2 separate regions of the Homo sapiens genome follow, and region 2 is linked to region 1. Evidence: chromatin contacts called from ENCODE Hi-C or POLR2A ChIA-PET data. All regions are on one chromosome and are shown on one strand. Each heading gives the region's core, a stretch centred on a gene start or an enhancer-like site at or near the end of the contact. The rest is flanking DNA. Distances are from core to core; before and after follow the strand shown. Region 1 overlaps SLC44A3 (solute carrier family 44 member 3). Region 2 holds the start of TLCD4 (TLC domain containing 4).

Region 1 (2,700 bases), core at 21-2,520:
CTTGAAGAACATTTAGAGATTGTTTCATATTTCCTGCCATAGCTATAAATTGACTTTAGGCTCGTCATTCAGGAGTCCTTAGATATTCACAGTAGGGTCTGTGTGAAGGAAAGGGGAGGATATCCGTGCTGTAGATCAAAAACTGATTCCACTGACTAAGGCTGATCTTAATTCCCAAGCTCTATGTTCTGCTGAACAAGAATTACATTGTAAGAAACAGTGGAACAGCTTGATTTATAGAGAGGTTAATGTTTTATGAATGCTGGGCTCACTTTGGCTTGGAGGCAATCTCTGTTTTGGGTAAGGCATGGATAAATGCCTATGGTTTTCTAAGATGGGGTGATTCAGGGCATGCTTCAGGAAACATTCCCAATTCCAGAGGAGGTGGCCCCTCCCAAACAGAATGCCTGTTAGGTAGATGAGGTCAGTGGACTCTGAGAACCACTCTGGAATATGAGAAGTGCTCTGAGCCAGGGAAGAAGTACCTGCTCCTCCTACAAGGCCCAGCAGTATCAGCGACAGATTATGCTTTTGCAAAACTAGGTTTACAATATCACGAATAGTTTGCGGGCGGAGAATATTTCCACAGAACAGGAAGGATGATTTCTTCAGACAGACAAAGGTAAGTATGTCCTACAGGACCTGGACGCTAATGGGGGCCAGACTCTCCTCTCAGCTGCCCTGTGCTGTCAAGTGCACATATACGCACACCTCCCAACCTGGCACAGTCAGCGGTGGGAGCAGCTGAAGTGATGAGTCAAGATCCGCTTAGACATTATTTGGCATTCCCCCAAAGAATGGCATTTGGCACTCCCCAAAGAAGCAGAACCTGCAAGTTATTTTTGAGTGATCACTATTGTTTCTGAACATCCTTATCAAAGCCATCTTCTATTTGTTCCTGGGGCTGTTTAGGACTTTCCTTTAGGGCAGGGTTTCTCACCGACATTGTGGACCAGATCTTCGCTGGGGCTGGGGCTGGGGCTGGGGCTGTCCTGCGCACTGGAGGGTGTTAGCAACAAGCCTCGCCTCTCTACACAGATGCCAGGAAGCTCTCCCTCCCCTCCCACAGCCACGACAACCCAAAAATGTGTCCACACATTGCCAAATGCCATATCAGGGGCAAAAAGTCACCGGGGGGCGCGGGGGGCTTGAGAACCATTGGTTTAGACAAACGTTCAGGGGCGCTCTGGCTTCAGGGCGAAAGCCGGGAAACAGGTTGGATCTAGCTCGGAGTCTGCGGTTGCAGAGCCTGTGGGTGGGGTAGACGTGCTTAGGCACACATGACTGCCCTCTCCTGGATGGCTGTGTGAATGCAGGCAAGATCCCCTCATCACATGACAGTTGCTTTGTCTCTATGGACTGGGCACTACAGCTACTATCATGGGTAGCTAATGGGTGTTAATGGGAGGTAGACTATGGGTAGATCCCAAGATATGACAGATCTCAGGGGATGGTGGTGGGAAGAGCACTGAATTGTGAGAAGGCTTGGTTCCAGGCTCAGCTTTGAAATGTGTGACAAACAATGTGGGCCACAGCTCTCTGATGGTGAAGAAGAGAGTAGGCAAGATGAACTTGGGACAGTGATTACTGGCTTGGGCTTGAGAGTCACACAGGCTGAGAGTCACATCTCTGCACTGTCCCCTAAGCAACCTCCTGCAAATAGTGGGACTTTTTTTGAAATCTGCTTCATCACTTGAAATCGGAGAATGGTAATACCTACTTCTCACACCCTTGGTGATCTCGTCCTGTCTTGTGGCTTTTAGTGCAATACACATAGCTGTTATGAGTTAAGTATAATAAACAGGTAAGGCTCTTAGAATAGTAAGTGCAATAGGGTCAGCTACAGTGAGTGCCACACAGGGTTAGCTATAAATGAGATATAGGTAGATAGAATTCCAATTCTGAAATTAACTTAAACATTTATTGAGCATCTACTCCATGCTGGTATTATGCTGGACCTCAGCTATTAGGCGGAACAATAAATGAGGCAAAAAAAAAAAAAATCAGAGAGAGGATACCATCTGAGTTACTATCAGAAACTTACATGCTCCCATATTGGTCCATTTGTTTCCCCTTCTTCTGCCCAACTGTTTTATAAATTCCCCCTTCAACCTTCAAGAGCTTCCTTCCCATCCTCACTCTCAGCCCATGATCTTACCTCCTGTTTCACTGAGAAAACTGATGCAATCAGAAAACCTCTGCTAGTGCTGACCACCTCACACCTAACCTGCTATCAACACGGGTCCATAATCTGAGTCCTCTCCCAGAACATGATATTAATAAATGGCCCATGATCCTATGGCCACACTTCACCAGATCCCATTCTTTCTAACCTGTGTGAACATAACTCTTCAATAATTTTCACCCTCTTCATCAAAATCTTTCTCTCTATTGAATCATTCGCAACTATCTCCCATCTTTAAGAAAAATCTACTGTGGACTCTTTCCTCTTCCAGCTTCCTCTCCATTTCTGTTCCTTTTAACAGTGAAATTCCTCAAGATTGTCTATACTTACTCTTTCCAATTCTTTTCCTCCCACTTTCTCTTCACCTACTCCAATCATGATTATTCAGTGGTCAATCCTCAGTTCTTCCTTTAGCGGCAGCACTTGCCACACTGGACCGCGCACATCTCTGTGAAACCCTTCACCTGCATTCCAGGGCCCCACACTCCACCCCTTCTCCTTCGACCCACTGGTCA
Region 2 (2,700 bases), core at 33-2,532, 260 kb before region 1:
ACAATCCAAGGTCAATTTTTCTCAACTCCATTTATGACTGCGTAAAGATTTTATTAAATCTTTTTTCCTATTTCACACATCAATTCCTAGGGTCCACACAAACTCTTCCATCTTCTCCAAACTGGTATTTGGATTAAACATTATCCAAGATCAGTCTTTAAAGTAAATTTCATAATTTCATATAAAAGTGTGCACCACATTAACACTCAAATGTGTGTACAATTAAAAATATACAGACCAGCAACAGCGACTCTTAAATGAATTTAGACTCAAAGTGTTTTCACAGAGGTTTTTCTGCCGTCTTGGAGGGGTAGGAAACTGCTGGCATTACGAATCCCATTTCATGGCTGGGTAAACCGAGGCACTTAGGGGTTACAGAGGTAAAGATGGAAATAGAAACCAATTTCTCCCTCCGACTCTACGCCTGGTCCCTTCCCACTAGACTTTTCAGCACTCAGTGGCTAAAAATGGGACCCACTTGAGAACTGCAAGGGTAAATAAGAGCTACTTGTTTCAGAAGGTGGCGGCGGGGGAGGGGGACTTACCCACTTGATGCGCCCGATTGTGTGTGGGCTCTAACAAGAAAGCTCTCCCTGGATGCCCAAAGGTTTGCACCCACCCGCTTTAAGCTCAGACCCGAGAGGCACCGCCAGGCAGACAGGGCAGCCGGAATCGTGCAGCCCGAGAAACGCGAGAGGAATGCGGGGCGCCCGGGCGGCGCGGGGGCCGCGGGCCCCGGGACACCATTTGCTCCCGGAGCGACGCCGTGGCCCGCCGGGCGGGGACGATGCTGAGCCTTCCGCACACACCTGCCGGAGCCCGCCCGGGAGCCCCGGGCCGCCTCCCGCGCGCCGGACGCCCACCCAGCCTCCAGGCGCAGGAGCTCTCGGCCGCGCTAGGCCAGGGGCGGGAAGCCGCGGCACCCCTCTCCGCGGGCTGCGCTTGGCGGCTGGCGCGGGGGAGCCGCGGGGCGAGGCAAGCCCGCCTTCCTCCCCAACCCCCCCTCCAAACGGCGTCACCTGTGCCGGGTCCCGGGGCGAGTCGCGCGCGGGCGGCGGCTGCGCCGAGCCGGGAGAGGGCGGCGGGTGTCTACAGGAGTCTGCTCATCCGGGCCGGCCCGAGGGCTGGCGCTGGCCAGTGCCGCCCGGTGAGATGCTCACGGGAGCCAGGGAAGCCGCGGGTTCCGGGCCGCTTGGAGGTGCAGTCGCGGAGGCTCCAGCTACCGCGGCGGCCGTCGCGCCCGCCCGGACTGCGGGCTCGGGTTACCGCAGAGCTGCTCCTTAAAGGGGCCGCGGCCGCTCGGGCTCCGGCTCCCGCTCCGGGCGGCTCCGACCCTGGCCAAAGTGGGCGGGGCCCCGAGGCGGGCCGCCGAGCAGACCTTCTTGCCCTGGAACTTGGGTCCCGGAAAGAGCCCAAAAACCCTAACACCCGAAGTCGCAGCGGAGAGATCCTGGAAGCTCACACCTTGCCAAGGGCAGAGGGTGCAATTCCCGGGTTTTCCAAAGCAAGTCACAAAACTTGCCAGCGGGGGAACTGTGTGAGCCCGCCCCCGCAGCGGTCAGTACCTGGGCTAGCCACGTAACAAAAAATCTTCTTAAATTATGAATTTACATTCTGCCTTAAATGCTCAAATACTGGGGACTTCATGGTTAGATCATCAGAAAAGAGATGAAAAGGCAACTGCTGGTTTTTCTTGCCACGTCTGACACGGCCACACTCGAGTCCCGCCAGTTCTTCTTTGGGGCTGCAGGTGCATACCAAACTGGTAGGGGGCGCGTGTAGAAGAAGCGTGTTCTCTCCAGCACCACCTCCAGAATTCCTGAAAAACACCCTCATGGGTGCACCAGCACTACACCTACACCCGGAACCCCTCTGTTGTCGGGGTGTGGAAGTTGGATTTGAATATTTGGTGCTGGCTGAGAATTCCAAGTTGCCTAGTAGATAAAGTTTGACATTAAATAGATGTTCTGACCTGTTATATACAGCCCCAAAAGCCTCCAAGTGATCTGCATCAACCAGAGATAATTGTCTGAAACAAAACAAAATAACAAAGAGGTATACTCATGCATTATAATTCGCAGAGAGCAATCACAAGGCCTTTTCTTGAAAAGAGGTAAGTTCTAAATAAATAATTTGTAAACACTATCATTGATAACAGGATATTTATTTCTAAGAAATGTCAATAGAGCTAACATATTTGATCTACTATATACATGCGCAGAAAGACACACATATCTGCCGCAGATTTAGACCAGAAAATATATACACAAAAGCTCATATAAGCTGTCCATGTTTATTTTCAAGAGAGGGCAATAGAATTTAAATCAGAACCTGGAATTCTGTCAGTTTATTAGAGTTGTGTGCCTTTAGCTAACTGAACCTCACTGAGGCTCAATTTCTTCATCTTTAAAATGGTAATAATAATTCATAGTGACTCTGAAGACCTGGACTGATGTGGAAAAGACAAAATCTATACCACAGAACAGGGAGGGACAGAAACCTGCCCTGCAGTCAAGCAGAGAGAAAGATCTTTCAGGCCCCCAAATGCGTGTTCCCCTTTTTCTCCCCAAGACTCTCAGGATGTACCAGGGCTCCAGTGCTCTTTGAACCACACGGTGTCCCATCATAGTCCCTTCACAATATGTGCAGTACCTGACAACTTTGGTTTGCGCAATAGCTACCTTGTGCACTCACATAGCT

The links. A loop is a pair of places that touch in the nucleus more often than their neighbours do. ChIA-PET counts read pairs that join two places held with the same protein, here RNA polymerase II (POLR2A). Pooled maps may share reads with other maps.
Region 2: a map of PC-3 shows a loop between it and region 1 (4-fold over the local background). The contact joins the promoter of TLCD4 here to the enhancer-like site in region 1. A Hi-C loop is called at or near these places in 3 of 168 maps with a recorded cell type or tissue (CD4-positive, alpha-beta memory T cell, PC-3 and naive thymus-derived CD4-positive, alpha-beta T cell), 2 of 37 single-sample maps with no recorded cell type and 12 of 50 pooled maps. POLR2A ChIA-PET finds 5 or more read pairs at or near these places in 1 of 52 experiments (activated naive CD4-positive, alpha-beta T cell).

Annotation. Positions count from the first base shown.
Region 1 is chr1:94,853,166-94,855,865 of GRCh38, reverse strand. The region is part of intron 9 of SLC44A3 (solute carrier family 44 member 3); the gene reads right to left. Among named protein-coding and RNA genes, the nearest start is that of SLC44A3, 34 kb to the right of the region's middle. Within about 2 kb of position 1,270, at least 27 of the 41 ENCODE cell types and tissues checked have a DNase peak (open chromatin) inside an H3K27ac peak, as active enhancers do; they include PC-3, where a contact is called at or near this core.
Region 2 is chr1:95,115,937-95,118,636 of GRCh38, reverse strand. TLCD4 (TLC domain containing 4) reads right to left here and starts at 1,282. Exons shown (of 7, transcript NM_152487.3): 1 at 1,020-1,282. TLCD4-RWDD3 (TLCD4-RWDD3 readthrough) reads right to left here and starts at 714. Exons shown (of 8, transcript NM_001199691.1): 1 at 546-714. RefSeq lists silencers at 792-841, 922-1,201, 1,129-1,275 and a cis regulatory region at 2,530-2,700.